Regions from separate parts of the Homo sapiens genome. Here region 2 is linked to region 1. A link is an interaction called in ENCODE POLR2A ChIA-PET data of the cell type or tissue named here. Cell type or tissue: OCI-LY7. All regions are shown on one strand. Each heading gives the region's core, and the rest is flanking DNA. Links, peaks and the distances in the headings are about the cores only.

What was found. ChIA-PET counts read pairs that join two places held together with the same protein. Peaks named below come from ENCODE experiments on the same cell type or tissue, not always from the same donor. Only the 100,000 strongest peaks of a DNase experiment are listed, where the experiment ranks them.
Region 2: POLR2A ChIA-PET joins it to region 1 with 5 read pairs; 1 of 35 experiments calls an interaction of 5 or more read pairs at or near these places.

What each region holds. Positions count from the first base shown.
Region 1 is chr16:12,538,281-12,554,518 of GRCh38, reverse strand. The region is part of intron 20 of SNX29 (sorting nexin 29); the gene reads right to left. It overlaps SNX29-AS3 (SNX29 antisense RNA 3), which reads left to right. Exons shown (of 4, transcript XR_007064988.1): 4 at 53-8,206. Among named protein-coding and RNA genes, the nearest start is that of SNX29-AS3, 65 kb to the left of the region's middle. RefSeq lists enhancers at 5,444-5,583, 5,694-6,163, 6,820-6,889, 7,170-7,219, 7,310-7,429 and a silencer at 8,384-8,443. In OCI-LY7, for the core only: no CTCF peak of the experiment used is centred there; DNase peaks (open chromatin) are centred at 5,668, 7,008, 8,558, 11,028 and 3 weaker places; H3K4me3 peaks cover 5,493 bases; H3K27ac peaks cover 8,000 bases.
Region 2 is chr16:13,382,038-13,398,275 of GRCh38, reverse strand. It overlaps a transcript of SHISA9 not described here. Among named protein-coding and RNA genes, the nearest start is that of SHISA9, 490 kb to the right of the region's middle. RefSeq lists enhancers at 7,565-7,614, 8,025-8,084. In OCI-LY7, for the core only: CTCF peaks have their summits at 5,728 (motif pointing left), 6,793 (motif pointing right), 8,445, 8,645 (motif pointing left) and 1 weaker place; DNase peaks (open chromatin) are centred at 5,725, 6,305, 6,735, 7,995 and 1 weaker place; H3K4me3 peaks cover 3,392 bases; H3K27ac peaks cover 5,826 bases.

The DNA.
Region 1 (16,238 bases), core at 3,522-11,521:
GCAGCATCCTGCTGCGGAGGAAGCTTGGAAACCACTCCATGCCTATGTGCAGGACCCATGGACCTGGCATGGCAGGTGTGCGGAAACAGCAGGACACGCTGACATTACAGAAGACGATGCACACCCATGCACGGGGCACAGAAACACCTTCAAGACACAGGTAAGGGAAAAGCTACAGAACAAAAGACATCTGGTCCCATTTTAGTTAAAACTGAAACCTCATATGAAGCAAGCACCCATGTATACACAGATGCACCAAAAGGCAGAGACGATGCAGCCGAGGGAGATGTTCACGTTTTGCTCTATATATGCTCATCGTTCAAATGGTTTAAGCCAGAACTTATTCACACATTGCTCATTTACTTAAACACAGTAAAGAGCAAAGCATCCAGGCTGGGCATGGTGGCTTAGACCTGTAATCCCAAGTGCTTTTGGGAGGCCAAGGTGAGAGGATCATTTGAGGTCAGGATTTACAGACCAGCCTGGGCAACATGGTTAAAACGCTGTCTCTACTAAAAATACAAAAATTAGCCAAATGTGGTGGATGCCTGTAGTCCCAGCTACTTGGGTGGCTGAGGCAGGAGAATTGCTTGAACCCAGGAGGCGGAGATCATGCCACTGCACTCCAGCCTAGGCAAAAGAGTGAGACTCCATCTGAAATCCCAGCACTTTCGGTAGACCTAGGTGGGTGGATCACAAGGTCAGGAGTTCGAGACTAGCCTGACCAACATGGTGAAACCCTGTCTGTACTTAAGGAAAAAAACTAGGCTGGGGGTGGTGGCATGTGCATATAATCCCAGCTGCGTGGTAGGCTGAGGCAGAATTGTTTGAACCCAGGAGGCGGAGGTTGCAGTGAGCCAAGATCACGTCATTGCACTCCAGCCTGGGCAACAAGCACAAAATTCCATCTTGCAGGGGTGGGGGGTGGGGAACAAAGCATCCTCAGAGCCCACAGCTCCTGCTTAGCTCCCTGCAGTGCTCTGTGGGGTCCCTCCTCCAGCACTGTGATGGCAAGTGTGCACCTGCCCTGCCTGGTCTAAGCAGCTGGGGCTGGTCTGAGCTGGTCTACACCATGCTCAGCAGGTTGGAGTGTGTCAGACCTGGTTTTCAACCACCAGAACTACTTATATGTTCAACTTGAGAGCATGTCTGGCAAGCTCTGAGAAGACGAGCTGGTTTCTCTGCCTGCCTTGTTAGGGCGTTTCCCAGGGCCAGGTGCCCACTCATTTTCCTCTTACTCTGTGCCCCTAGGCGGCAGTGGTCTTGTACAATCTCTCTCTGTATTCTCAAGTCCCCATCTGCGAGCATGGCTACTGGAAATAACTGCAGCTGTATACTGACTTAAAGATCCAAAAATCCCAGGAAGGACCCCAGAGCTGTGAGCCAGAAGCCCAAGGCCCTCCCAGCCTGAAAGCCCCAGGCCAAGCCTGAACTATATGCAGGTGAGTGTTGCTTTGCAGTTACCATCTCCAATTAGTGTCCCCAGCCTCTTAAAGCTGATCTAATCCCACTCTCCTGATTTCAGCCCCTCAGACAGTGCCTGCTGCACTCAATACAATCCATGTTCCTGATGACGTGGCATATAAGGCCAGGAGCAATCAGCTCTGCTGCCCTTGCCTATCTCCTGCCTCCATGTCCATGTCTCCCCAGGCCCTGCCATCTGCCACACCCTCTCCTCTCTGGCAGGTCAGGTGTCACACTGTTGGCTGTTCTCTCCTCCAGGATGACTGAAAGCCCAGAGCTGAGATGAATTCATACCTTAAATCAGAAGTGATTTCACTGGAGATACCATGTCTCTTCTATCAGTCCCCCAATCTAAATCTTCCCCCGACCCTTGTAAACGCCCTGCATGGCCTGGGTCTCCCATTGCAATCCTTCCATTTGTTTGGTGTTTGGTTTTTGCTTTTTTAGTCATCCCCATGAGAATATAAACTCCATGAGGGCAGCAACTTGGCTGGCCTGTGTGCCAGTGCTGGGGACATCACTGAGAAATGAAGGCCCATTTGGCAGGCTATTTTTGAGCAAGATTCCTGAGGCCCAATCGTTGGGTGATGAGATGGACCCGAGGTATTTCACTCCAGCTCTCGAGCCAAAAGAACTGACCACGTCCTCACCACTGCTCTGCGCCAGGTACCATGCTTGCTGTCTTACACGTGTATTGGCTTATTAAACCCTCACAGAAGCCAGGAGAGGAGTTCCATTATCACCTCTTCTAGAAGAGGAAACTGAGGCACAGAAGTTAACTGGCCAGGGCTTACGAGCCCCTAGGAGGCAAAGCTGGGGCATGGTGCTGGATGTCTGACTCCACGGCCCTCCCCTGCCTTATCTGCCGTTGTTTCCCTTTCTGCAGGATTAGTAGATTAAGCTGTACTGGAATGTGGCCTCTCAGGCATTTCCGTATCAGCCATGGTTACACTCACTGAGGATAGCACAGTTGAGTGATTGAGACAGAGATTCAGTGCCCCAAAAATCCTTCCCATCTGAGCCTGGACTTGCCACGTTTTTTAGAGACAGGGACCAGCAGGAGCTACTTTGACATGGCACTGTGTTGGGCACAGCCTGGCTGGGGAATCTCACTGGATCCTCACAGTGGCTCTGTGTGGTAGGGTATAGAGATCCCTACCTTACAGATGAGCAGACAGGCTAGAAATATCACCTGCCTGCTCCTGTGTCCCCAGCAGCAGCTAAGTGACAAAACTGAGGCGGGGATACAGAAGTTTGATGCCCATGTGCTTCTGAAGCGGGCCCCTGGTATGTGTACAAGGCAGCCAGGAAGTATTTCTTGTCAGCTGTCCCCATTCACAAGTTGGCTCACCACCTGAAAGGAGGGTGGTACTTTTATCCTACTGCACAGGAACGGAAACCAAAGCTCAGAAAATACTTGCTGGGTTGATGCCTCAGACTCAGATCTAATTGTAACACCAGAATTTGTTCCAGCCTTTTGAAAGCAGGGCTTCTCAACTTTGCATGCACCTTAGAATTACCTGGGGAACTTTAAAAAGATCCTGATGCTGAGGCCCAAAGATTAATGTTGCATTAACCAGGCAGGGCCTGGCCTCTGTATTTTTAAAAGCATGCTGGGTGATCGAATGTGCAAGCTGTGGCTGAGACCCCAACTTGAAAGCAATCCTACTGTTGGGGAAGTTCTGCAAATGGAAAGACTAGCCCCCAAAAGAATGATTCCACATATCTCTGAGGTTACAAGTGGCTTTTTGGTGGGCTGACAAACTGGTTAAACATTTGACGGTGTCTGAACCTCCGGAGCAGTGATTTTTAGACTGTCCTCAGAAGATGGCAAATCTGAGTGCAGTGTGTTCCTAAAGGCTCTCTGTGGGGAAGTCTGCACGATGGTACTGAGGGTTTTCTGAGATTCTCCTGGCAGCTGTGGACCACTGTTCCATTATTTCACACCAGATTTCATCCAAGCAAAGAGAGGATCACATGGAGATGAAAACACCCCACTTCCTTCATCTGGATGACACCTTGTTTAGAAGCCCATCACTCGGCCAGAGAAGAAATATTTAGATTGAGAAACAGCTTTTTGTTGTGCCCTAAGCCCATTCTACCTTTATGATTCAACTAAAAATTTATTTCCACTTAAATAAAACCAGCAATTCTGAGCTTCCCCTCCCGTCACAGGTTTCCTCCCAGAAAGTCTATCATGAAAATACTGCTCAAAAATCATCTGTAAAAAGGTAAATTAACACATATTCTTGGCTCCCTCTTCCTTATCTCAGCTATTCAGCCTCTACACTTTTTCAACTATTTTATCACCTTTTTTAAATAGGCAACACAGGAGTGTAGAATAAGAGCATGAGGGGGGTGAATACATGAAAAAGTGAGTCTTCCCACCTTGGTCCTCCACTAAGTGACGGTTACTTTTTAATGTGTCTTTCTACAGGTATACATTACACATAGAAGCACGTATGTATGCACCGGTGGAAGTATATATCCTCATATTTGGTGTTTGGTTTTTTTTTTTTTTTTGTAGATTGAGACTGTGTCTCCCAGACTGGAATGTAATGACACAATGTCAGCTCACTCCAACCTCCACCTCCCGGGTTTAAGTGATTCTCCTGCCTCAGCCTCCCAAGTAGGTGGGAGTACAGGCGTGCACCACCATGCCTGGCTAATTTTTGGATTTTTAGTAGAGATGGGTTTTCCTCTTGTTGGCTAGGCTGGTCTCACACTCGACCTCAGGTGACCCAACCACCTTGGCCTCCCACAGTACTGGGATTACAGGTATAAGCCTCTGTGTCTGGCCCATATTTGCTATTTCTAAAATTAGAAAGGTATTGTGTGGTACTCTTCCATGCTTTATCCTCTTAGTAATAATGTCATGGAGATTTTTTCCATATCACTACATGCGGTATGGAAGGTATTCCCTTTACATGTGAGTGTACATCAGCCTCAGTATTCTAGCCCATAGGTTGGCAAACTTCCTATAAAGGGTGAGACTAAACATACTAGGCTCCAGGGAGGCATTCCATCTCAGTTACAACTCAACTTTGCCCTTATAATAAGAAGCTATACATGAAGTGTGAATGACTGGGCATGTTCCAATAAAACTTTACTTATAAAAAACAGGTGGAGGGTAAGATTTGGCCTGTGGGCCATCATTTTCTGATCTCTGTTCTAGTCTGAACCATCTTTGGCTGTTTCACCACAGTCATGCGGCCAAGGAGGCAAGGCCTGGCCACACAGGGCACAGAAGCCATGATGGGCCTTGTCTGCAAGTAGAAATCACCTGCTAATCACCAACAGGTCTCAAAGTAAATGCTGGAACACACTTTGTAGGGTGACTCTCCTGGCCCCAAGCAGCATCTGCGACATCAAGATGCCGGGCCTTGGGACTGCCTCAAGCTGGTTTCGGCAGCTATGCTCTTTACAGAGCGTGTGGAGGGCAAGGACTCTGGAGTAGAAAAAGGTGCAGGTCTTAGGGCTGGGGTCCCAGGGTGGAAGCCCACTCCATGCCTTACTGGCTATTTGAGATAGAGGATGAAAAATGGCATGAACATCTTTGTATGTGTGAGGATCTTCCTGTTGCCCACGCTGGAGTTCAATGGTGCAATCTTAGGTCACTGCAACCTCCACCTCCCAGGTTCAAGAGATTCTCCTGCCTCAGCCTTCTGAGTAGCTGGGACTACAGGTGCACACCACCACCCATGGCTAATTTTTGTATTTTTGGTAGACATGGGGTTTTGTCATATTGACCAGGCTGGTTTCCAACTTCTGACCCTGAGTGATCTACCACCTCAGCCTCCCAAAGTGCTGGGATTACAGGGATGAGCCACCATGGCTGGCAGACACAAGCATCGTGAGGGGTGCCTAGCCCCTGCAGACACTCCATGAACAGCAAATGTGATAACTGCTAAATCAAAACTACCCCAGAATTTTCCATCTGCTATGTCCCCAAGAAATGACACTGTAACAGGGAGCCGAACACTATGATGCCTGCCCAGCTGCAAGAGTGGACTCACCTAAGATACTCCACAAGCTTTTTATGCTGTTACAACGGACCCAAAGCACGGGAGAGCAGGGGCCTCACTTGTGCTGTTGCTTGAGAGTTCCCTAAATGCCAGGCCATAGCAGGTACTGAAGAATACCTACAGCCCGAGTGAGTGCTGCTATGTGTAGGGTTCAGGCCAAGGGCCCTGGCTGCAGAGCAGAGGAACTGAGAGCTAGACAGGGCTGGGCCTGCCATAGGAAAACAACAGCCCAGCTATGACCCAGCACTGTGGTGGCTGGGGGATGAGAGATGAGCTCAGCACAGAAAACACCTTGGAGCCCTGGATGTACCCCTCCTACACCAGTACAATGCCCTGCAGTGCTCTGGGCTTTAAACTTCACTTCTTGCTGAGTTGACACCAAATGAGGCCCCTGAAGAGCCTCTTCTGCTGTGGGGCTTGGACAGAGTACCCGGGCCTGGAGTGGGACTTACAGGGAAGCCAGCATCATAGAAAATCCCTAGAGGGAATTCCCAGAAGGCTGCACCCTCAAAGCATCTGGTCCAGACAAGACAACCCTGACTAGTCATCCTGAAAGCCCGGTGCTGTCCAAAAGACACAGATGCCATGGTACAGGGATGTGGCACAGTGGGGAGCCAGAGGTAGGTTACAAAGGAGACCTTAGAAGGTGTGGGACTCCCTTCCATGTGGGTGCAGAGTGCCCACTGTCATTCCCCATGGAGGCACCAAGCCAGGAGAGTAGGGCTCCAGGGACAGTAGCTTCCAGCCTTCCCAGTCAGGTCCACATCTGGTGAGCCAGAAGGAAGGAAATGTAACCTAACACTGTGGCAGGATCCAGCGTGGCCTTGTGGGAGGCGCTGTGGGATGAGCAAGAGAGCAAATGTGTGTGGCCAAGATGAAGAATGAACAGGGATAGAAAATTCCTACTTGTCCCAAGAAATAGACCTCAATGTCCCTTAGCAACATCTTTTTATGTCATGCCTGACCGTGTGTGTGCCAGGGGTGGTGCTTGCCTTACCAATATGAGCAGTGCAAAAGTCCAGGATGCCACGTTCACTCGAGACCCCTGTGCCATGCTGTCTCCCAAAAGACTGAGCACCTTGAGGGCAGACTGGGAATTGAGGTATCCCTGAACCCCTAAGAGCAGCTCCTATACAGCCCTAGAACTGCTGCTGAAGGAAGTGGCTCATTTTGCTAAACTCCAGTTTGGAATCTGGGGCTCAGTAAGGCTGTCCCTGCAGAGCATTCTTGAGCCCATTCTGTTCGGTAGCCAGGCAAGTGTGAGCAGCTGCAGCTTCACAGGAGGAGGCTTAGAGGGGCAGTGATGGGTGCCATGCTATGCAGATCCCAGACAGGAACGCGGGGGCCAGGTTTTATTACAGGAGATGGTGCTTGGGGTGGGAATCATATCTCCATCCCATGGGACAGCTTAGTGGTGCTGAGGCTGACTTCGTGGGGGTGTATTTAATCCTCGTGAGGGAGGGGGATGTTAACCACAGCTCAGGACTCTGTTCTTCCAGTTCCTCTTTCTCTCACACCCACATTGAAACCAGCAAGTTCTGGTAGTTCTACTTTGAGAATACCCCTTCCCAGGCTGCCTGAGGCACCATCCCCTCTCCCCGGGGTGCCCACATGGTCCCCTAACTACCTGTTCTATCACCCATAACAAAGCTCTACCCTTTGCTGACTCCACATGGCAGCTAGAGTTCCCTTGGCTGCAAGGCCTCTCTGTTCCTGGGCTACCCTGGCTTCCTTGCTGTTTCTCCCAGGGGCCAACTCTTCAAGGCTGCAGGACCTTTGCACCTGCTGTGTCCACTGCCTGGCTCCCTGCCTCAGGTCTCCACTTCGGGTCAAACTATCCCTGTCATCTTCCTAGACCATAAACAGCACATCCCCAGCAGGCTTCTTTCCCTCTGTGATGACTGTGATGTCATTTCCTGTCTTTTCACTGGAAATCGCCACCTCACATAGGCATGTCTGCCTCACTATTCAATGTCTGTGTCCCCCATGAAAACAGATGCTTTATCTGCTGTTGAACTATCAGGATCTGAAATGGTGCACTGTAAGTACTAATTGGAGGAATGGGTGGATGGAGGGGTGGGGAATTTATTTTCTCTTCATCCCTGCTCTCATCCTCCTAGGGCTTCCAGCTGCACTCCTAGCCCTGGAAAAACCAAACCAGCCTGATCTTACTGGTGACTGTATAATCTTAATCCCTTTATTTTCATATATTTTGAAAGCAATCCTAATTGTCTGTATTTAAAATTTCCTTTGTTGCATGGAAGGTAGCTGTTTAAATGTCTAATTTTCTCCTATCTTCTTAGTTTTCTAGTCAAAATAATAGCTTTAATCACAGTGGGTCTAGATGGATTCAAAAAGGAAGATTTATCCACTCTTCTTGGTAATTGTTTATAATTATCAATAGATCAATCTGGCATTTATGTTCCACCTGTATTATCCTTGGGTGGGGACACAGCCAAACCATGTGTCATCTTGAATTCCCATGTATCATGGGAGGGACCCATTGGGAGATAATTGAATCACAGGGGCGAGTCTTTCCTGTGCTGTTCTTCTGACAGTGAATGTGATGGTTTCATAAGGAAGAGTTTCCTAGCTCACATCGATGGTGCCATGCAAAGAGCTTAAGAAGTGACTTGCTCCTTGCCTTCCACGGTGATTGTGAGGCCTCCCCAGCCACATGGAACTGTGAGTCCATTAAACCTTCTTTCTGTAAATTGCACAGTCTCAGGTATGTCTTTATCAGCACTGTGAAAACGGACTAATACAGTTGTACGAAGGGTCGAAAAGAGGTCAAGTTTACCTCTACAGCAATGAGTACCTCCTACGTCCCTCGTTACTTTACATTCCCTGCACCAGTGCCCATCCCTATGTTACCAGGTGGAGGTTATTAGCTCTGTTTTGTGGATGGGGAGAATACATTGTCCAAAGTCACACAGTGAAGTGAGAGACTGGGGACTCAAACCCAGGACTGCTTCACTCCCATCATGTGTACTCAAGGGTGTGGGTTTTTTTGTTTTCTGTTTTTGGCATCCAGGTGTTCAAACTACAGTGCCCACTGAAGCACACATCCTGCCCTTAGTTGTCAGGATAATACATAAATATTAATAGCCCCGAACACCTAGAATGCTCCAGGTACCCCACCCCAATGCCCACGGCTTAGGCTCACCCTCTCAAGGAGAGGTGATCTGCTCCCCTCCCCCACAGGTCTGGAGAGTCAGTAGGGAGGCCCCTGTATGCCTAGTGGTGAAAGGTACTGTTTAAAAGCTGCCTCTCCATCTCAGGTTAAAATCTGAAGGCTTCATGGTGACCTCGTCTCTGGCCACCCACCTTGCACCAGCCACTCCCCTTAACCTGGAGCCTAGAAGCTGGGAAGGGCCATAGTGTAGACTCAGAACAGAAGAAAAGAGCCAGACCCTTGCTTTCTGTACCTCTGGATTCCAGAGGAAATGGGTTCCTCCATCTACTCAAACGTTTCTCCATAAGTCGTCTGCTGGCAAAGGCCCTGGTCACCCACTCTGACAGGACACACGGTCTTGCCACAGTTGCAGGAGGAGAGTCACTGGCATCCTATCCGTCCACAAGCCCTGGAAGGAACAATCCTAGGGGTGGGGCCAGGCAGGACCCGGTTAGGAAGCGGACAATACACCTATTGTGTGACAATGGGTTGTCACTCTGTATGTACTTGGAACTATGTGACACCCTTTCTCTGGTGGATGCGAGTCTTCCAGATGTAAAGAGGGCGAAGTGGCAAACCAATTTCTCAACAGTACTCTTTGGAGCCACTTGAGAACAGAGGCCCTTTCCCTGTCATTGCCTGCCCCACCCCTTCCTTTTTTGTATTGACCATATTTGTTTCTCTGACGGCTGGCAGAGTGTCTGTACTTCATAGCTGTGCTAGGTAAGTGGGGCCTCACAGAGCTGGCTACTGCAGCCTGGGTCTGATGGCTGGCACAGTGCATTTCGTGGCTATGCTACAGGAGCAGGGCATCACAGACCTGGCTACTGAAGCCGACATCTGCTGCTTCCTAGCTGTGCCACCTAGGACAAGTTACTCAATCTCTCTGAGCCTGTTTCCTCATCTGGAAATACAGTGAACAAGGGATGATGATAACATCTAATGACTATTGATTACTGGCCCACTGACCACAGGCCAGGGGCTGTGTTGACACTGGCTGCATGTGGGCATTTCCCCAAGGAGTTCTTGCTGAAGCAGTGGTCAAGAGTTTGGTCTCTAGAATCCTGGCTCTGCAGTTTACCAGCTGTGCGACCCAGAGCACGTCCCTTCACCTCTCTGGGCCGAGGTTTCCCCTCCTATTAAAGGGATGGTGGAGGAAGAGAATTCGAGTGACAGCGCTCTCAAAGGCTTCATGAGAAGTAAACAGTCTGACATGAACCTGCCGATCCCAAGGCATGACGCAGAGTCAGGAGTGACAACTCATTAAGAAATGCCTGCAGAACAATGAATCCATCACTGTAACATTCCAGAGAATGTTCCTAGGCCACACAATTCCCCACAGAAAAATGCCATCTAGACCCCAGCCGACCCCAATCATAAAATCGGCCTCTTCAGAATGAGATAGGGTAGAGAAAGAGAAACGTCCAAATCCCACCAGCTGACATAATGTTTTAGCAGAACCACCTCACAACGCCTTCCACTCCCCAGCATCACTTCTCCTTTCCAACAGTACTGACTTTTCCTGCCTCATGACTTTGGGGTCCACCTTCCCCTGTGGCCTGGATGCCGTACTGAGAGTGTAAAGTCCTGAGTTGCAATCTGGGTAAGTTAGTTTCAATCTTGGTGTGGTGAGGAACCGGCTGTCACGGTTCTGAAGCCTTGGCTGATGTGCACACCACCGATTCCCATCCCGTGTTCTTAGGAATGATGCCGGTGAATATAGGGTTATGGACTTGTTTTCCTTAACAGCCTTCCACAACCAAGTCTGCAGAAAGACCTCTACCCCTACCAATGTGATTCCTGTGGCTTTGCAATGTGATGAGTCAACGGGGTCTAGAGTCCAGGGCTTTTGCATTTAACCCATGGTGTGACCTTGGCTGAGACCATTTCTCCCAGCAGATAGGCTCCTCGCTTAGAACGAGAGGGTGCCGGATTCCACCTTCGGCAATCCAGGATGAAGGAATACGCAAGCTCTTGTAGTGTGGTAAGAGGATGTTCCACCACTGGCTTCTCTCTTCCAAATACGAAGGTGTCCCTGTCTCATGGGCTGGGAGAAATCTCTAGAGCACCAGATACATCTTGGAAAATAAACTTGGAAAATCTCCCCCAGTCAACTCCACTGCAATGCCAAAATTCATTAATTCCCGTGGTTAATATTTTCTGATACGACTGGCTTGTTGAATGCAGGCTGGAAGAGCGTCTGGAGACAGACGGCACCAGCTGCGGAGCACTGGGGCACTGCCCACTCCATCGGGGAGGATGAACTGGGACGCACCACGGAAGCGTGATCTCGTGGCTCAGTGGGCGTGGAAGTCTGGGCCAAAGGTGTCACAAGCTTCTTACACAATGACTCGCCAGCACAGGTGGCTGTGGCTTTACTGACAGCTGTTCACCAGACCCCGCAGCATGAACATATGTTTGCCCACCCACTTTCTCTCCTTTCAGTGAATCGGGCCCCCTCCTTCTGGATAATCATGTTCAGTCCATGAGCTTAGGTGGGCTGAACACCCTGCTCCTCTGCCCCAGATTTGGCTAATCAAGGTGCTCCATTCCCCGGGCCACAGGCACGGACCCAGATGCATGCGCTGATGACCCAGAGCTGCATCATTCAGAATCTCTAGAATTTCCGCTACAGCTATCAGGAGCAACGTGATGAATATGATTTTTCCTAGGACTTCTACAGGAGCTGATGAGAACACTTATGCTTCAGGGCCTGGATCTAAACCATCTATAAGATACGCAGCTGCCAGGATCCATCTTTCCACCAGACAGAACATGCTTGAGGGTGAAACCAACAGGGTCCTGGTGACACTTTTTGAGCCTCTGGATCCAGCCATTCCTGAAGCTAGCCAAGTCCCTGGACTTCATAGTTACAGGAGTAGTAAGTACTTCTTTTCTGCTTCAAGCTAATTTGAAGTAGGGCTCTATAGTTTTGCTAAGCAAAGATTCCCTACTCAAATCATGTTTCTGGGACCTCTAGAGACTCAGACATTTAGCATTTCTGAGTACTGCTCATGGGTCCACACACCTTACAGGATGCTTTAACTTCACTTACTTGCTGATTTAACTAATACTTTGTTTAAAAAAAAAAAAAAGGCAGTGATAGTCTAGTGCTTATATGCACAAGATTTAAGAGTAAAAGACTGGGACCAACACCAGCCTGGCCCCAAAGTCCATGTTCCCAACACGCTGCCTTCAAACACAAGTTTAAGTGTTAGACCCACACTGGGTGCCGTGGCTCACGCCTGTAATCCCAGCACTTTGGGAGGCTGAGGCGGGTGGATCACTTGAGGTCAGGAGTTCAAGATCAGCCTGGCCAACGTGGTGAAACCCTGCCTCTCCTAAAAATACAAAAATGAGCCAGGTGTGGTAGTGGGTCCCTGTAATCCCAGCTACTTGGGAAGCTGAGGAAACAAAATTGAACTTGGGAGGCGAAGGCTGTAGTGAGGGGAGACTGTGCCACTGTACTCCACCCTGGGTGATAGAACTTGGGTCTAACTTTTTCTTTTGAGACAATCTCTTGCTCTAACAGCAGCTCTAAAACTTACTAGCTGTGATCTTGGGCAAGTTCCTCCATTTCTCCATGCCTCAATTTCCTCATCTATAAAGGGAATAACACTAGGTCCTATCCCTCTGAGTTGCAGATTCCTTGACACCCTGTGTGGAAAAGGCTTAGCACAGGGCCTGACACCCAGCAGGAGCCCAGGTAGCGTGGGCTGAATTGGAAATGCTGGCTCAATTTAGGGATCCGTTGGGAAGAGACAATATTGCAGGATTTGGACTAACTGGTGACTAGGAATATCTTTGCCAAACTAATTAAAAAAAGAAAAAACAGAGCGGTGCTGCAAACGTGAGCCCTTCTGGACTCATAAGACAAGCCAAGTCTCTGAAGTGGATCCAGCGTCCTCTTGTGTGGGCCCAGGATGTACCGTGGGCAATCAGTGGAAAACATCTGTTGCATCATCATAAACATTCATCAAGCATTGACTGGTTTCCAGGCATGTGCTACAAAGCTGGGAGAAGAGGGGAAGAGGCGAGCTTGGTTCCTGCCCTCTGAACCTTTCCATTCCAGGGGGTTGGAAACGCAGGTCAGTATCAGGCACTGGCTGGCACAGTACGGAAAAGACAGGAGGTGACAGGAATCAGGAACCCACTCCCGCCCCAGGGTAGTGGTAAACGGGTGTCAGCACGGCTGCATTAGGAGCTGGCTGAACGAAGATGCGATGGACCCCGACAGAGATGTGGCCCAGAGTGTGACCTCAGGGTTGAGGTCTGGCATGGAGAGCAATTTGGCAGCTTGAAAAGGGAGGCTGATGAACAACTACATGCTGAAATGGTTATGACTTGGGACTCAGATCACAGAGGTCTGGGTCTGAGATCCTGGCTCCATCAAGCACTAAGCGTGGGTCCTTTGAGACATTGATGACCTTCCATGAGCCTCAGTTTCTTTATCTGTACAATGAGCCTGCACATGGTAACTGCCCTCATAGGGAATTCTGTGAAGAATGAAGAAGGTAATTCTGGCACTCAGAAGTCCTCCATCAGGGCTGACCATCCCCACTGTTAGTGGTATTCCCCTGCTCCTGTCATTCTCTCCCTGATAAGATATGATACATGGTTCCATAGTCCTTCTCTCCATGCACCAATATTCCATAATACTTCAGGATAGACAATACTGAGGAAGAGGTTCCAGGTCTGGGTATGATGTAGTAAGGTCACCTCCCCCTGTGTCTCCCCTCCAAGTCAGCTTTCAAACCTGGAGTGGATGCATGAGGCAGCTAGTCAATAACTCAGGAAACTAAATAGCAGCCAGACTACAGAGATGACCAGTTGTTGCTGTCCCAGGAAACCCGCAGTGAGCTCACCATTTTTCCCCTGTAGCATCCTCCAGCCTGAACTACAGGCAGCCTGACCCCAAAAGTGGGCAGGGGGTGAACAGACAGGGCTGTCAGAGAAGCCCTCCAGCTCTGGGTCCAGAAGTGGAAAAGGGCACTCCTGCTCAGAAAGGGTGGAGGCGATCTTGTTTCTTTTTGCCCCTTCTCTCATGCCTCAGCCTTGAGCAGTCCTCAAGCACCTGACACTCTAGGGGAGGTGGCGGTAAGATCAATGGTGCCCCAAGGATGCCCAGCTCTTCATCCCTGGAGCGTCTTCATATGTGAGCTTCTACAACAAGAGGGACCAGCAGCTGTGGTTACATTCAGGCTTTTGAGATGGGGAGATGATCCTGGACTCTTTAGGTCCACCCCATGGAATCTCAGGGTCCCAGAGTAATTGCTGGGAAGCAAAGAAGGGGCCATGGCATAGGGTGGCTGCCAGGAAGCCGCGAAACAAATTCTGCCCCACAACCTCGAGAAGGCGCCAGCCCTGCCGACACCTTGACTGTAGCCTAGTAAGACGGATCTCGGACTTCTGGCCTCCACAGCAGCTGGAGAATAAATCTGTAGTTTTTAGCCACTAACTTTGTGCCAATTTGGTAGGGCAACAATAAGAAATTAATACAGGGGATAACGTTCCTCTTTAATCATAAGAGCTGTGGTCCCAAGAGGGTGGGGCCACCCCGTAATGCCTCTAGTCCTGTCCTCCCTCCACTTGACCTTACGCTGGGGGTGGGGGGAGCGGGTCAGCCACAGGAAGTAGGTTAACCTTGACCCAATCCTTGGACCTGACACAAAAGTCCACTCAAAATGAATCGCAGATCTAAAATGTAAAGCTATAAAACTTTGAGGAAAACCTAGGAGAAAATCTTTATGACCTGGGTTTAGGCTAACAATTGGTAGACATGACACCAAAAGCATGATCTGGGACACAAAAAGTAAATTTCATCAAAATTAAAAAGGTGTCATGCAAAAGACACTGAAAAGAAGCTGAAGACTAGAAGAAAATATGTGCAACTCACATGTTCGACAAAGGTCTTGCATCTAACATATACAAAGAACTCCCAAAACTCAAATCTTTGTAAAACCACAAACAGCCTAGTTTCTAAGAACAGGCAAAATACTTGGACACTTACTTACTTCCCCAAAGAGGATGTGTTAAAGGAAAACATCCACATGAAAATATGCTCAACATCATTACTCATTAGGAAAATGCAAATTAAGACCATGATGAAATATTCTGCATCCTTGTGAACAGCCACAGTAAAGAATCATGACAGTATGACATGCTGCCCAGGGTGCAGAGCAACTGGGCCCCTCATACGCTGTGGGAATGCAGTTTCTTACATTTAGCATAGGATCCAGTCCTCAACTCTTAGGTATTTGCCGCACAGAAATGAAAACTTTTGTTCACACAAAAAGCTGCACTTGAATGTTTCCACTAGCTCTATTCAAAATTGCCAACAACTGGAACCAACGCAACTTTATTCCTTTATGACTAGATAAACCGTGGTATATCCATTTAACCAAACTCTGCTCAGTAATAAAAACACTGCTGACTCACCCAACGACTTGACGGTTCTCACACATGCTGAAAGACGCCAGCCTCAAGAGGTTGCTTACAGTATGATTCCATTTATGTGACATTCTTGAAAAGACAAAACTAGAGGGGGAGGGACAAGGGCTTAGAGGTGGGGGAGGGTGCAGCTAGAAAGGAAATGAGGGGAAAACAGCTTTTTAGGGTGAAGGAACTGGTCTATATCTTGACGGTGATGGTGGTTACTCAAATCTATGCATGTGTTTAAATTCACAGACATGAACAAGAGCAAAAGTCAATTGCACTGTGTAAATTAAAAATTTTTTGTGAAAGTAAAGGCAAGTAGGACTCTGGGCAATCTATTAAACTTGGCCCTATCCCAGAATACACAGTGATGTCTTTCTGGGCCCCATTCTGGATTCATGGATGGTTTTGGCTCGAATTACTGGTCTGTTCTATCTTCTCCCTATTTATATCACTTGCCTTAGCATTTCACAGCACTGCTACATGCCCACAGCCACCCTTTCTCCCACTTAGAACAGGTCATTAATCTGTGCAAGTGTACAAATGGCCCCATCTACCGTTCTCTGTGCCCCTCTTTGCCACGTGACTTTGCAGTGCCCTCCCACTGACTCTGGTTTCTGCCTTGTAATCCCCCTTGGCGATGTGACATGCTCACAGCTTGGATGATACCCATATGGGTGTGCTTCTCCTGTCTGTGCTCCCTGATGTACATGCCCAGGCTCGCCCACTGGTCCTGGGAGGAGGATGAAAGATCTGTGGATCTTTCTGTTTCACAGCCCAGTTTTTCCATTCTTCCTAGTCAAGGCCCTCCTGCATCCACCTACTGATTCCCAGACACAGAAGCCAGCTCAGCTAAGACCAGTTAAGCCTCCTAGCCCATCACCTCACGCATAAGCAATATGTTATCACATACCAACAAAGTATCATAGATGTATGTTACACAGCATCAACATAGGAGATACGTGATAACCAAACCAAGTAACCATTCTCAGTTATTACTCCCAGACATCATTTTAAAAGTGCAAGGGGAGGCCGGGCGCGGTGGCTCACGCCTGTAATGTCAGCACTTTGGAAGACCGAGACCATCCTGGCTAACATGGTGAAACCCCCTCTCTACTAAAAAACAAAAATACAAAATT
Region 2 (16,238 bases), core at 4,103-12,102, 840 kb before region 1:
CTTGGCCAGGGCTCCACCCCCGGGTTTGTGCCCACAGACAAGGTGAGGATGGGTATTTCTGTTTTCCTGCCCAAATGTTGCATTTCCCAAGAACACCCTGGGCCACCACGCCCCCATCCTGTGAATATAAAAACCCAAGACCCTAGTAGGCAGAGACACAAGCGGCTGGACTAGTCTAGGGGAACACATCTGCAAAAGAGCACACCGACAGATGCCACAGCAGGTCATCGACTGTCGGATCCTCCTGGAGTTTGGCCAGGGCAGTCAGAGGAGCACATGGGCTGCTAAGAGGCCTGACTCCAGGGAAAAACCACCTTCCCACTCCATCTCCCTTCTGGCTCCCCGCTCTGCTGAGAGCTACTTCCACTCAATTAAACCTTGCACTCATTCTCCAAGCCTATATGTCCTCCCATTCTTCCGGTACACCAAGGCAAGAAACCCTGGGATACAGAAAGCCCTCTGTCTTTGTGATAAAGCAGGGGTCTAATTGAGCTGGTTAACACAATCTGCCTGTGGATGGCTAAACTAGAAGAGCACACTGTGGCCGGGCACAGTGGCTCATGCCTGTAATCCCAGCACTTTGGGAGGCCAAGGTGGGCAGATCATGAGTTCAAGAGATCAAGACCATCCTGGCCAACATGGTGAAACCTCGTCTCTACTAAAAAACACAAAAATTAGCCAGGTGTGGTGGCGTGCACCTGTAATTCCAGTTACTCAGGAGGCTGAGGCAGGAGAATCGCTTGAACCCAGGAGGTGAAGATTGCAGTAAGCCAAGATTGCACTACTGTACTGCACCCCAGCGGGGCGGGCAGCAGAGCGAGACTCTGCCTAAAAACAAACTAACAAACAAACAAACAAACCAAAAACACTGTAACACATGCCCACTTGGGCTTCAGGAGCTGTAAACATTCACACCTAGACACTGTGGGTCACAGCCCCACAGCGGACCTGTCTGCATGCTCCCCCTAGGGGTTTCAGCAGCAGGGCACCAAAGAAGCGAGCCACACCCCCATTACAAGCCCTGCCAGGGGGATAAGGGAACTTTTCCCATTTCACTACTATTAATTAGCAGACTTACTGATTACGTAGACAGTCGATTAACACATATGTTTTATGTTATATGCATTATATACTGTATTCTTACAGTTAATTTAAGCTGGAGAAAATAAAATGTTATTAGGAAAATCATAAGGAAGAGTAAATACATTTACTGTTTAATAAGTGGAAGTGGATCATCATAAAGGTCTTCGTCCTCATTGTCTTCATGTTGAGGAGTATAAGCAGGAGGAGGAGGAGTTGGTCTCACTGTCTCAGGGGTGGCAGGGGTGGAAGAAAATCCACATATATGTGGATCTGTGCAGTTTAAACTCATGCTGTTCAAGGGTCAGCTGTAATTGCAAATTATGAAAAGTAGTATAAATGGTGTGCAGTGATGGGGACTCATGGGGAGGGAGGGTGCCCCCAGACACCCTTTCAGGAAAGACTCCTTGAGGACTGATGTTTACATCAAGAAGTGAAGAATGAGAAGGATGGAGTCACAAGAAAGGGAAGAGCCTTTCAAACAAGCATCCCAGTACGTGCAAAAGCCCTGAAGCAAGAATTCATGGTGTGCTTACATGATTAATAAGGAATACAATCCACATGCCAGATTTCTGCTCACTGAACAACCACTCTATTTAGGCAACAGAAACCTGAAAGAGGATTTGGGTCTAGTCTGTCTGAGAGAAACCAGGTTATGCCATGAGCCCTTAATATTGATTTCTGGTTGAGGGTCGGGGAGTTGGCTAGTGGAGGACACTGTCTCACCATGGCATAATCTCAGTTCACTGCAACCTCCACCTCCTGAGTTCAAGTGATTCTCGTGCCTCAGCCTCCTCAGTAGCTGGAATTACAAGTGCACACCACCCTGCCCAGTTAATTTGTGTATTTTTAGTAGAGATGGGGTTTCGCCATGTTGGCCAGGCTGGTCTCAAACTCCTGACCTCAAGTGATCCGCCGGCCTCGGCCTCCCAAAATGCTGGGATTACAGGCGTGAGCCATTGCATCCGGCCGATTGATTTAGTTTGTGTTTCTATTAAGAGGAGACTCATCCATTTGGAAGATTCAGGTACTGTAGAGTTTGAGATTCTATGCAATGTTAGTATCTGAGGCCTCAACATAAAATCACATCTTATAAACGCTTCTAATTCATTACATCTTCCCCCTCTCTTGATCACAGAAGATGAAAAGTATGAGTCATACGACTTAGAATGTGTCATAGTGTTACATTTCAGGGCCGTGTTTCAAATAAAAAGAGATTAATTTTTTTTCTGAATATAATGAAAAAGATCTAGCTCTGCTCCTACCTTTGAAGTGACCCTGAACACGTTACCTAAACTCCCCAAACCTGGTTCTTCCTCTTTGAAACAGCTGTAGTGATACCCACTCTGCACAGATCACATGGCGTTTATGAGAACTGGTTCCATTTAGTTCAATAAGTGCATATCAAGCACCTAAAAGTCAAGCACTCATTTGACAAATATTTATCGACTCCCTCGCTACAATGTTCCAAGAACTGTCTTAGGTTCTGGAGGCACAACAATAAGCAAGACAGAAACAGCCCACCTTGCAAGAGCTTATGGTCTACCAGGAAAGACAGAACATTAAAGTATAATAGACATACATTTAAAAGCTAAATGAGATGATATAAGAAATAGCAATGCCATTTATGTGTGTAGACCTAGTTAAGTTCCATTGCCAGCCTGGCATCTCTGCATGTCAAGCCATTCAGTCTCAGACACTATTAGGGCTCAGTCCCTTAATGTCGGACTTTGCAGAAAGGAAACCTCAATTTCAGCCATATGAGACCTTGAGCAGAGGACTTATGCTGTGCATAGACTCTTGCCCTATGGGCTATCATGAGATAATAAGTTGGTGCTGTTTTAAGTCATTAGATTGGCAACCTTTCTTTGGTCTACCCCAGTTTCTGTTGAGCACTGTATAGTCCAAGTCTGCACGGTTCCTGAAGTTCATTTGAGCTGTTGTTTCCATGACATGTGGCAACAGGCATTCTTGATACCCAAGAGCCCAGAAATTGGGACTCAGCTCCTCGAAGGTGCACCAGCCCTCCAAATTCTTATGGCGAGCACAGGTCTGCATATTCATGAAACCTGCCAACCTCTGTCCACACTCATTCTGGAGGAACATTTCATAGCCAGACTGCAAAGCCACATTCTTCCTCATCATTCCCCTTCTGGGATTTCACTAGAATTTCTTAGGATTTCATAAGATAAACCAACCCCCTACACATGCACACACACAAACAGCCACACACACACACACACACACACACACACACACACACACACCCCAGATACTGCTTTTGCTTTAAAATGACAGTGGCAGAGGAAGGGAGGGGCCCTATGGACTCCTTGGGATTCGTTTGTGTGCAAGTGAGGGGCAGAGTATAAAAAGCAAAGCATTGCTGCCTCTCATTCGTCCTGATTCTTCTACAGCAATTAAATACAAATAAATATCTCAATATATTTCCCCCACCATATTAGCAGTGACACAATACTGTCCTAAGTGCTATGGTGTGGAAGAACACGGCACAAAGAGAGTACATTGCAGGGCCATTAGTGTTTCCTACTGTGCCTTAAGGAAGATTTACTGGTAGAAGTGACACTTAGACCGAGAGCTAGAGAGTGAGAACGAGAAAGCCAAGTCAAAGGATCCTGAGTAGGGCAGGGATGGAGGAAGAGAATGTGTTATTGGCTCAAAGCTGAGAGAGAACATAGAACATCTGAACTGAGTGTAGAATGGACAAAGAAGAGGGTGGGGGGTAGGAGATAAGACTGAGCAAATAGAAAGGTCCAGACCAGAAAAGGACATGAAAGCCCACCTAAAGAAATCACATTATTTCTTCATCAGTCAGCTTTGGCAGCAATAATTCTGCATAGCAAAGACCTCTCAAACTCACTGGCCTCTGTAAACAAGGACATTAACGCTGCTTATGGGTTTGTAGAGGGGCTGTATCTCTTCTGGGTTTAGCTGGAATCTGCTAGGTTTGAATCCAGGCTGGGCATTGGGACTGTCTCCTCATTCTCTCTGGACTAGTTTCTACGTGGGGTGTGTTTTTCTCATGGCAGATGGTAGAAATGCAAGAAGGTGAGTGGAAATGCGTAATGCTTCTTACAGCCTCAGCTGGGAACTGGCACATTGACAATCCCATTCAAGTTCCATCCGCCAAGGCAAGTCACATGGCTAACCCAGTGTCAATGGGGTGGGAAGGTCACGTTGCCCACAGTGGGACGTGACGTAGAGCACCGTGGCAAAGAGTGTGAGTGCATATTTCTAATTCAGGGAAAGAGGAAAGAATGGGAACAATGACCCAACTTGTCAGAGCATCCCAGGAATAATAGAAACCTATGCCAGGATTTCAAGGGGAGCTGTGAATAAAATGATCAGATTAGCAAAACACCATGCCAGTATGACACAGAGACAGCCAGCCACCTTCAAGCCTTCAAGGGTCCTAAGCAGTGTATCACTCCCTCCAGACTCTCAGTTACTCATGGTCATCAGAGTCCCAGAGCTGTACTACCTAAGCCAAGGCTCACACAGTCTTTTATAAACTTCTCCTCCATTCTCTAGCCAACGTCCCTGATAGGACTAACAACCTAATGAGCATAAGAGTCCTGTTGGCTTTGGGTTATTCAATTTAGATGGCTGACACAGTGCCCGTCTGCCATTCCCTCCTGCCCCAAATCCCTACAAATAACAGAAACAATAGTATTAAAAAGGAAACTTCTACAAAAATATCACTGAAAGCAAGAAGGGGGTGACATCAGTGGATCAGACACAATAAGAAATTCAGACAAAGTAGATGGGATCTGATCGAAAGAGGGAAAGTTGGTGAGACATTTGGGGAAAGGAATGGCCACACAATTTTGGGGGGCCCAGTGCAAAGTGAAAATGCTGGGCTCTTGTTCAAAAATTAAGAATTTCAAGATGGCAACACCAGAGAATTAAAATAGGAGTGGGCCCTGTGTGACTGCACAGGTCACACACCCGTGGAGCTGGCCCTGCTTGGGGTATTTCAATCCCCCAACAGTGGATACAGTGAGCACGAGGGTATCAGGAGCAAACATCTGTGTGATCAGTTTGAAGCAGGTTTGGAATGGGGCCAGCTGATTGGTTCAGGGCACACCTTCCCCCAGGCCTGAAAGCCTCCATTTGGTTCCCATCAGTGGGCAGAATTTGTTCTCCCATCCTGGGGCGTTGTATTAGTTTCCAAGGGCTGCTGTAACAAGGTACCACGACCTGTTTCGCTTAAAAGCCAGACATTTATCATCTCACAGCTCTGGAGGGCCAAAATCAAGGTGTCAACAAAATTGGTTTCTTCTAAGGCTGTGAGTAAGAGAATCCCTTCCAGGCCTCTGCCTTAGCTTCTCGTGCTTTGCAGGCAGTCTTTGGTGCTCCTTGGTTTATATTAATAGAAGCAGATGGTCTCTGCCTTTATCTTCACACAGTGTTCTCCGTGTGTGCATATTTCTGTGTACAAATTTCCCCATTTTATATGACACCAGTCATATCGCAGCCTCCACAGCAAATCGGTTTTATTTCTTTAACCTCTTAACGCAGTGGGTGTTGGGACTTTAGAGACCTAAGACCTATGCTTTGGAGTACATCATTGTGAGCCTAGGTTAATCAGAGGGACTGTTTGACCTCTAAGTGATCTGTAATGCCGCCACCTGCTGATTCCATGCTGTAGTCCCTGGGCTGTAAAATGGAGCCCCAACTGAATTCAGTAAAAGGTCTACATCCTTCAGTAGGTGAATCAATAAACTGTGGTACATCCAGACAATGAAACATGTTTTCTTTTTTAAATGTATATATTTAAGGTGTACAATATAATGTTTTAATATACATGTACATAATGGAATGCTTTCCACTTTTACCATGAAAAATAGATTGTTATCTAGAACTAAAAAGAAGGGAGCTGTCAAGTCATCACACTCCAGTAGGGCCTTATCTTAACTAATCACAGCTCCAAAGAGTCTATTTCCAAAACAATCACATTCTAAGGCACTGGGAGTTAAGACTTCAACATAAGAATATTAGGAAGACACAACTAATCCATAACAGGTGTATTTAGGATGTTCGAGGTACCTTTACTCCCAGGGGTGAAGATACCTTTCCTCCCAGGAAAAAACCAGGTAGGAAAGCTGCCCTGCTGCACACCTCAGCTGGCAACACGTTGTTCCTCACCTCCACAATCACTGGCAGCAGATGGCTATAAACAGATACCAGCAAACCGGGACCATCAGACACTCGGGGCAAACCAAATGTCTGAGAATGAGGTAGTCACTTTTGAAGAATATCATTTGATTAAATCTGCATCATTCCAAACAGATGGACTTTTCATAGTCCTCTGACAGTCCCTGAATTGCCACCGTTATTACCCAACAGGTACAGTCATTTATTGAGCTACTTTACCTGCAGTCAGGTTACAGAGTTCAAAAACTTTGTTGCTTGGCTCCCAGGGTTATCCAAGATCAGAGGTCTGCAACCTTAGCTGCACAATGGAGTCACCTGGGGGCCTCCAAAAATATTGATTCCTGGATTCCACCCTTTAATTGATCTAGGGTGGAACCTGGACACTGAGATGTTTTTTAAGCTCTCAGGTGATCACAGTGCACTGCTAAGGTCTAGAACCACTGGCTTGGAACTCCCCCCGAACCCAGCCATCTGTGTAACTGTAATAATGCATATTGACTGCAGATGGCACGGCATAGATTCGTTGGGGACTGATTTTTGTTTGCTGCTTCCAAGTATAATACTTCAGTATCTCTTCTCTCTAACTCTGTAACACCAAGTGCCTTGTTTTCCCTTTCTTTAGCCTTTTTTCAGTTGTGAAGGAGCTAAATCTCTGCTGTACAGAGCTACAGTTTTGCTTACAAAGGCAAGACCTCAGATGGAAACTGAGGCCTACAGCAGCACAGTGAATTATACCAAGACTAAGTTAAGCAGATAATAGACTTATATTTAGTACAATTTAATGTAAGGAGCAATAATGTGGGCTATAGCATCTTTTTTCCAAGGGTTCATGTTGATCTCACTTACTCTATTCAGCAGGACACACTGCTTTATGGTTTCAGTGAATGTCACTCTATCTCTTGCCTTCTCTTCCTCTTACTGTCACTCTTATCAACTCTTTTCTACCCTCTCTTTAATTCTCATCCTCTTTCTCCACTCCTGTTCTCTCTCATGTTGTCTCCCCTTTTCTTTACTCTTTTCTCCTCAATATTCTTGCTTTCACAGATTGCCATGGTTGGAATGGAGATTCAGCAGCCAAAGTGTTACGAAAATCAAGATATGCCACATGCATACCCTGCAGTTGCCTGAGATATCTCAGACTGCCTCTTGTGAAAGATATGAGAAGACACACACAGCCAAGAGAAGTCACCTAAGTATTTCTTTTCATCAGCCCATGAAATCTTCTTTCTCCCAAAGCCTTTCTTTCCATTTTGTGGTGTCACCCAGCGTGCTGATCTCAGAAACTACCTGGAAAAGTGCTACACAAATGTGGGGAATCATAATAGTGAATGACTGTAACATGCTTGTTACAAGCCACATACCCTTCTAAGCATGTTGACAGATGAGACTGAAGAAAGAGGCAGGAGGTGATTTCAAGCCTAAGCTTGAAATCTTAAACGTGCTCTTAAACGTGACTTAGTGTTGAAAGCACTTCAGAAAAGGGCAGCAGCAGAGTGAGAAAGATCACAGGCGGAATAACAGAGAGACTGAAAGCAAAAAGCAGAGAGACAAAGTATAGAAACACAGAGGGACAAAGACAGCCAGCCACCCAGATGCAGAGAACCAGTGAGACAGAACTGGACCACAACACAACTGAGCCGAGATAGACAGGCCCAACAAACACACTTCATGTTGGATTGCAACTGGGTAAAACAATTGCATGTCTGAGGCCTAATTTAGATCAGAGATTAGATGAAATGCAGGTTTGGTTCTGGCGTGACTTAAGAATCTTCTGATGTCATGGTTCACTGGTTTTAGAAAATGCATGCTTGCTTCTGGTGCACCTGGTATCTTATAAAAAGAGAGAGAGAAAAAATCCCTTTTGGTTTTTGGCTCAGTTACAGAAAAAAAAAAAAAGGTTAGAAAAAACCCACATAGTATTTAAGTTCTATGTACTTCACACTTCAGCAAACCAAGGCAAAGCATTCTGATTTTCTTTTCAAGTCGTATATTTTGCACTTGTCAGTTGGGATCTTCAAAGACTCCTTTAAGCCAGGTGCCTAACCCAGTATTGTCCTTAGAAGTAAGTGGAAAAAAGAATGGAGAATGGAGAGCATTTCCAGGATTAGATCTTGCAAGAGCACCCATCCTACGCAAGAGTGCCAACCCTTTAGGGGCAGAAGGAATTCCTCAGTGATTATAGCCAGTGGAGATATTGCATTGTGATTTTCCAGGACAATCGCAGCCTCCACAGCAAATCAGTTTTATTTCTTTAACCTCTTAATGCAGTGGGTTTTGGGACTTTAGAGACCTAAGACCTATCCTTTGGAGTACATCATTGTGAGCCTAGGTTAATCAGAGGACCTGTTTGAGTTCCAAGTGATCTGGAATGCTGCCACCTGCTGATTCCATGCTATGATCCCTGGGCTGTAAAATGGAGCCCTAATTTAATTCAATAAAATATCTATATCCTTCAGTAGGTGAATCAATAAACTGTGGTACATCCAGACAATGAAATGTTTTCTTTTTTAAATGTATATATTTAAGATGTACAGCATAATATTTTGATACACATGTACATAGTGAACTGCTTTCCACTTTTACCATGAACAATAGATTACTATCTAGAACTAAAAAGAAATGAGTTATCAAGCCATAAAGAGACACGGCCCTTAAATGCATATGGCTAAGTGAAAGAAGCCAATCTGAAAAGGCTACACTCTGTATGATCCCAACTCAATGACAATTCTGGGAAAGGTAAAACTACAGAGAGGGTAAACAGCTCAGGGGTTGCCAGAGGATAGCAGGAGGGAGGGATGAATAAGTGGAGGACAGAGGATTTTTAGGGCAGTGAAGCTACTCTGTATGATACTATCATGGTAAATACACATCATTATACATTGGTCCAAACCCTCAGAATGTACAACACCAAAAGTGAACCCTGGACTTGGAATGCAGGGATGTGTCAATGTAGGTTCATCAATTGTAGCAGACGTGCCGCTCTGGTGGGGGATGTTAATGACAGGGGAGGCTATGCGTGTATAGGACAGAGGGTATATGGGAACTCTATACCTTCTACTCAGTTTTGCTCTGAGCCCCTAACTACTCCAAAAAATAATGTCTATAAAATTTTTTACAAAGGTTCTCTGTATTAAAGACTTGATCATCTCATTTGGAAGAATGCTACTAGACGTGGAAATTTCCTCCCCTCCACCTCTTTTCCATCTCCTCTAGAATGAGGTCCTTTCTTTTGTTCACATGAGGTTTTCCCTTCCATCTAAAACCATTGAGGATAGAACATCTACGATGTGCCAGATTTTTCAATTTTACAGACAAAAGAGACTTAGGCTCAGAAAGGCTACCAATAAGCCCTGAAAGCCAGAGAGTTAGCATATGATAGAACCAGGATTTTCAAACAAAAGACTGTCCAAATTCTGCTGGCCAGGCACAGTGGCTCATGTCTGTAATCCCAGCACTTTGGGAGGCCGAGATGGGTGGATCACTTGAGGTCAAGGTAGCCCGGCCAACATGGTGAAAACCTGTCTCTACTAAAAATACAAAAATTAGCTGGGCATGGTGGTGGATGCCTGTAGTCCCAGCTACTCAGGAAGCTGAGGCAGGAGAATTGCTTGAACTTGGGAGGTGGAGGTTGCAGTGAGCCGAGATTGAGCCACTGCACTCCAGCCCAGGCAACAGAGTGAGACTCTGTCTTAAAAAAAAAAAAAAAAAAATTCCCCAAATTCTGGGATTTCCCACTGCACTATTTCCCCCTTCTGAGAGTTTGCTAGAGGCATGAAAATCATTCCCATTCACGTTTCTATAGAATCCTATTTGACTCTTGGGATTGATCCTTCCTTTTTCTTCTGTTCCACATCTCAATCCACAGGATGAATAAGTGGAAGCCACCAGAACCTGGATTTCAACCTGCAGGAATTACCTTGTAGGATATAGAGCTCCCAGGATGGAATGGGCTGTCTCAGGTACTACTGACCTCCCCATGAGCATGGAAATACCAAGGCTTGTAGAAGAGGCTTCACGGCTCTCAGTATTCTAACACTGTCAGTGAAATTTCGTAGTGTGGAGATCCAGGAGATACATGTCTTTTTTTTTTCTAGGAGGGGATTTTCACCCTCCAAGAAAATTTCATAATTGAGTTTCACTCCAATGGTGGAGAACTACTGAGACTAAGGGTGTAACGGACCATAGTTAGCGAGTCATTTTCATCAGTGAAAATGCACCATAAAGAATAATGCAGGCCAGGTGTGGTGGCTCACGCCTGTAATCCCAGCACTTTGGGAGGCCGAGGCGGGCAGATCACCAGGTCAGGAGATCAAGACCATCCTGGCCAACATGGTGAAACATTGTCTCTACTAAAAATACAAAAATTAGCCAGGCGTGGTGGCACGTGCCTGTAATCCCAGCTACTTGGGAGTCTGAGACAGGAGAATCGTTTGAACCCAGGAGGCGAGGGTTGCAGTGAGCTGAGATGGCACCACTGCTCTCCAGCCTGGTGGCAGAGTGAGAGATTCCGTCTCAAGAAAAAAAAAAAAAAATCCTCTAGGGGAGGAAGCTTCCTTGTTCCTTTCAGCTTCCAGTAGCTGTAGGCATCACTCGGCTTGCAGCAACATGAATCCAGTCACTGCCCCCATTTTCATATGATGTTCTCCCTGTCTGTCTCTGAGTCCAAATTTCCCTCTTCTGATAAGAACACAAGTTATATTGGATGTCAGGTCCACCCTACTCTAGTATGACTTCATCTTAAATTGAATTCTGTTTACAACAATTCTATTTCCAAATGAGGTCACATTTGGAGGTACTAGGAATTAGGGCTCCAACATACATTTTTTGGGATACCACAGTTCAACCCATAACAAAGTAAGTCATGGTGCTGGTTGCAAATTCTATGTAAATGTACAGAAATGGATGAATTTTATAATATGTGAATTACACATCAATGATTTATTTTAAGTGGCAAGAAGATTCCTTAAATTATTGCTGGAGGGGAAGGCACAGAATCGTTTATAGATAGCACTGACTCTCAACATATCATCTGAAAGTGTTAAAGCCGTATTCAGTCAATTAGCTATTCTATTTCTCATATGTAGCCCAGAGAGACACGCATATGAATTTAGATAGTAAAACATTAGAAACAAACTAGATATCCATCAGTAGGGAAATGGTAAATAAATTTAAATATAACCATACCATGGAATACTATGCAGCAATTACAAAGTAATTAAACATTACAATAACAATTAAAATGAGACAGTTTGATATTTACTGACATGGAAAGGAATCTAAAACATATTGCTGCAGAAAGGAAAAAGCAAATAACAGACTGATATAGAAGCATAACATCGTTTGTATAAAACAAACAACAATCCACATCAAAGAAAATCATGCTACACGTTTTCAAAGATACGTGTATAATAAAAATAATATCGAGAATTTAGTACGTGCCAGACACACTTCTAAGAAACTGATATGTATTAATTTATTAGATTCTTGGAACAAGCTAAGTACTATTATTGGATCCTGTTTTATGAAGAGGAAGCTAGGCAGAGAAATTAAGTTACTCCCTCAAGGCTACTGAGTGGTGGAATCAGAATTTGAATCCAGACTTGTCTGAATTCAAAGGGCCATTTCTTCTCCCAGCATAGAACTCGCATTAAAGTAAGTGGACACTTCCAGGGTGAGGTGGAGGAGATCCTATGACTACAGATGGAAACCATTGGGATTTCAGCTTTTAATTTTTAACATCTGTAAGAAATAATACAGAAAGATCCTGTGCTCCCTTTATCCAGTTTCTCCTAATGATAACATTATGCAAAATTATAGTATAATATCATAATCAGGATATTGACATTAATATAATCTACTGATCTTCAGATTTCCCATTTTACTTGTACTCATTTGTGTGTGTCTATTTAGCTCTATGCACTTTTATTATGTGTAGGTTCATATATCCATGGGCACCGTCACAGTACAGAAGGGTTTCATTGCCACAGGATTCCTTATGGTGTCCTTTCTTACTCACACACACTTCCCTCTTGCCCTGTCCCTATCCTTAATCCCTAGCCACCACTCATCTAATTTTGTCATTTCAAGGATATTAGTGGAGTCATATTGTATGTGGCATTTTTGGATTGCCTTTTTTCACTCAGCATAATTCCTTTGAGATTCATCCAAGTTGTTATGTGTACCAGTAGTTTGTTCCTTTTCATTGCTGAGTAGTATTTCATGGTATGGATATACCACAGTTTGTTCCTTTTCTTTGCTGAGTACTATTTCATGGTATGGATATACCACAGTTTGTTCCTTTTCTTTGCTGAGTACTATTTCATGGTATGGATATACCACAGTTTGTTCCTTTTCTTTGCTGAGTACTATTTCATGGTATGGATATACCACAGTTTGTTCCTTTTCTTTGCTGAGTACTATTTCATGGTATGGCTATACCACAGTTTGTTCCTTTTCTTTGCTGAGTACTATTTCATGGTATGGATATACCACAGTTTGTTCCTTTTCTTTGCTGAGTACTATTTCATGGTATGGATATACCACAGTTTGTTCCTTTTCTTTGCTGAGTACTATTTCATGGTATGGATATACCACAGTTTGTTTAAGCATTTCCCCCTTGAAGGGCATCTAGATTGCTTCCGTTTGGGGCTACTATGAATAAAGCTGCTATAAGCATTCCTGTAAAGATTTTTGTGTGAATGTCCATTTCAATTTCTCTGGCAGATATGCCCAAGAATACAATTGCTGATTCTTGCAGGTTTAATTTTCTGTAAAAAACACCAAACTGTTTTCCAGAGTGGCTGTACCATTTTACATTCCCATCTGAAACTTATGAATTTATTAATGTCTGCATCCTTGCTAACATTTGGTGTTGCCACTACTTTTTATTTTAACGATTCTGATAGGCATGTAGTGATATCGCATTGTTATTTTAATTCACATTTCTCATCTTTACCTGTGCTTCTTTTTCATGCATATCTTCTTTGGTAAACTGTCTCTTCCTGTCTTTTGCTCATTTTCTGATTGAATTGTTTGCTTGTTTTTACTTTTGAGTTTGGAGCATTCTTTATGGATTACAGATACTACTTCTTTACCAGATAGTGGTTTTCAAATATTTTCTCCCAGTTTGGAGCTGGTCTTTGCATCCTCTTAATGGGGTCCTTCACAGAGAAGACATTTTTAATTTGGATGGATTTACCCTCAAACTTTTTATAAAAAGAATGAATTCATGCCAAATGTATTTAAATATTAATTTAAAAATCAAATCTTTGTGTTTGTGTCTAGCAGATCATGGCTGTTTGGGAAAAGGTTGGAATTGAACTTCTCTTCATTTTCCTTCACGGAAGAAAACGCTCTTGCCAGACATAACCTATGGACTTCTTGTCCTTAAAGCTTCAAGGTTGCTGTCTCCCCACCCTGAAAGATGTTTGCTGTAGCCTGAGGTCCAGAGTACCATTGCTTCCTGGCTCTTGGTAGAGAAAAATGGATACCATTGCTCTTCTTATATCCACAGTGGTATTGGAAACCTACCATAGCCAGATTCTCATGCCATATGCTGAATACTTCTACTTATTCCAATAACCATGGCCCCTGAAGTCCTCAAGGTAACAAAAGTTAAGACAGGGATCACCTGGCCAGAGAGAAGAGTTACCACAGCTATTTTATAAGATGCAAAATGGAGATTATTTCCTAGCATCTCACCACCCAACATTAACTGCCAACCTGACCATGGGGAATGGAGTGGAGAAACCATATCAGGAGAGCTTGAAATCTGCATTCATTGTCCTGGGTGGCCTCTAATCCCATGTAGTTCCTATCCTGAATTTTTCGAAACTTATTATTTGCCTATGAACAGAGAAGAATGAAATTTGCTAGACATTTCAATGCCTCTTGCCAAACTAAAAAAATCCTAAATGTATAAACCAGTTGAAAGGAGGCATAGTTTCTTCCTCTCTCCTAACGTTAACCATTTTTTCAAATAGGTATGTTCTAAAAAATAGCAAACACCTGCACCCTGTAAAAAAATCAAAGTCAAAATATTACATTTAAAGTATTAGGTTGGTGTTGGCCGGGCACGGTGGCTCACGTCTGTAATCCTAGCACTTTGGGAGGCCGAGGCAGGTGGATAACTTGAGCTCAGGAGTTTGAGACCAGCCTGGGAAACATGATAAATCCCCATCTCTACCTCTACCAACACACAAAAATCAGCCAGGCATAGTGGCTCGCGCCTATGGTCCCAGCTACTCGGAGCCCAAGGTGGGAAGATCGCTTGAGCCTGGGAGGTGGAGGTTGCAGTGAGCTGAGATCATGCCACTGCACTCCAGCCTGGGTGACAGAGCAAGACTCTGTCTCAAAATAAATAAATAAATAAATATTAGGTTGGTGCAAACATAATTGTGGCTGGTGCAATTACATTTGCACCAACTTAATATGCTCCTCTCAATGCCCTTTCCAGGTCCAATATTCAAAGGACATCACTATTGCCAGTTTCTTGTTCATCTTTTCGGAGATGTTCTACCTATGCACGCATATAAGCACTCATTTGTCTTTCTCTGTCTCTACCTTTCTCTCTCCATAAATGGCAGAATACTATTCTTCCCCCATATTTTTATTAAGGATATATGTTCAAGATCATTCCATATCAGATCTGCCTCATTCTTTTTTAAGTATCTGCATATTATTATCTTGTATTTTACACACACTCCTGCCTTGAGCCTTTGGCTCTTGCTGCTTCCTCTTCATGGAATGCAGCTTTCTCCATTCCCACGTCCTCCAGATCTTTGCTCCAGTCTTCCCTGATGAGAAAGGCCATCCTTAACCACTCTCGTAAAATAGCTGCCATCTCCCACCACCTTCTTTCTACTTTTAATTCATTTTTTTCTGTAGCATTTTGTATCGCTTGACCTATTTGTTTATTTATTGTTTCTCTCCACCCATGAGAATGTAAGTTCCATGAGGGTGATGACTTAGTTTTGTTTATTGCTTTATTTCCAAAGCCTAGAATAGTGCCTGACACGCAACGAACACTTAGTGACTGCTGATTGAAGAAGTTACATGGAGGTATCAATGACATGTGATCAGTAACATATTGCTTGATTCTTTTTCTTATCAAAAAAAGTGTTATAACAATTTTTTAAATTTACTTTGTTTGTTTGTTTGTTTTAAGACAGAGTCTCGCTCTATCACCCAGGCTGGAGTGCAGTGGCATGATCTCGGCTCACTGCAGCTTCTGCCTCCTGGGTTCAAGCAATTCTCCTGCCTCAGCCTCCCGAGTAGCTGGGATTACAGGCGCCTGCCACAACACCCGGCTAATTTTTTATTTTTGATACAGACAGGGTTTCACCATGTTGGTCAAGCTTGTCTCAAACTCCTGACCTCAAGTGATCCACTTGCCTCAGCCTCCCAAAGTCCTGGGATTACAGGTGGGATTACAGACGAAAGCCACCACGCCTGTTTTTTTTCTTTTCTTTCTTTTTTTTTTTTTTTTTTTGAGATGGAGTTTCACCCTTTTCATCCAGGCTTGAGTGCAGTGGCGCGATCTCGGCTCACTGCAACCTCCGCTTCCTGAGTTCAAGAAATTCTCCCCTGACCCAGGCTCCCAAGTGGCTGGGATTACAGGCATGCGTCACCACACCCAGCTATTTTTTGTATTTTTAGTAGAGACGGGGTTTTGCCATGTTGGCCAGGCTGGTCTCGAACTCCTGTCCTCAAGTGATCCACCCTCCTCAGCCTCCCAAAGTGCTGGGATTACAGGCATGAGCCACTGTGCCCAGTCATAATAAATATTCTTACTGCAATATATCTCTGTTTACACATGAGAAAATATCTGTAGGATAAATTCTTCATTGTAGAAATGCTAAATGAAAGCGTATTTTGACAAACAGTGTTAATTTTTACTCAGAGAGTTTGTATCAATACACTTCCAAAATTTAAAATACTGTTTACCCATACCGTCCCTGATTATATTATCAAACTTTAAAATT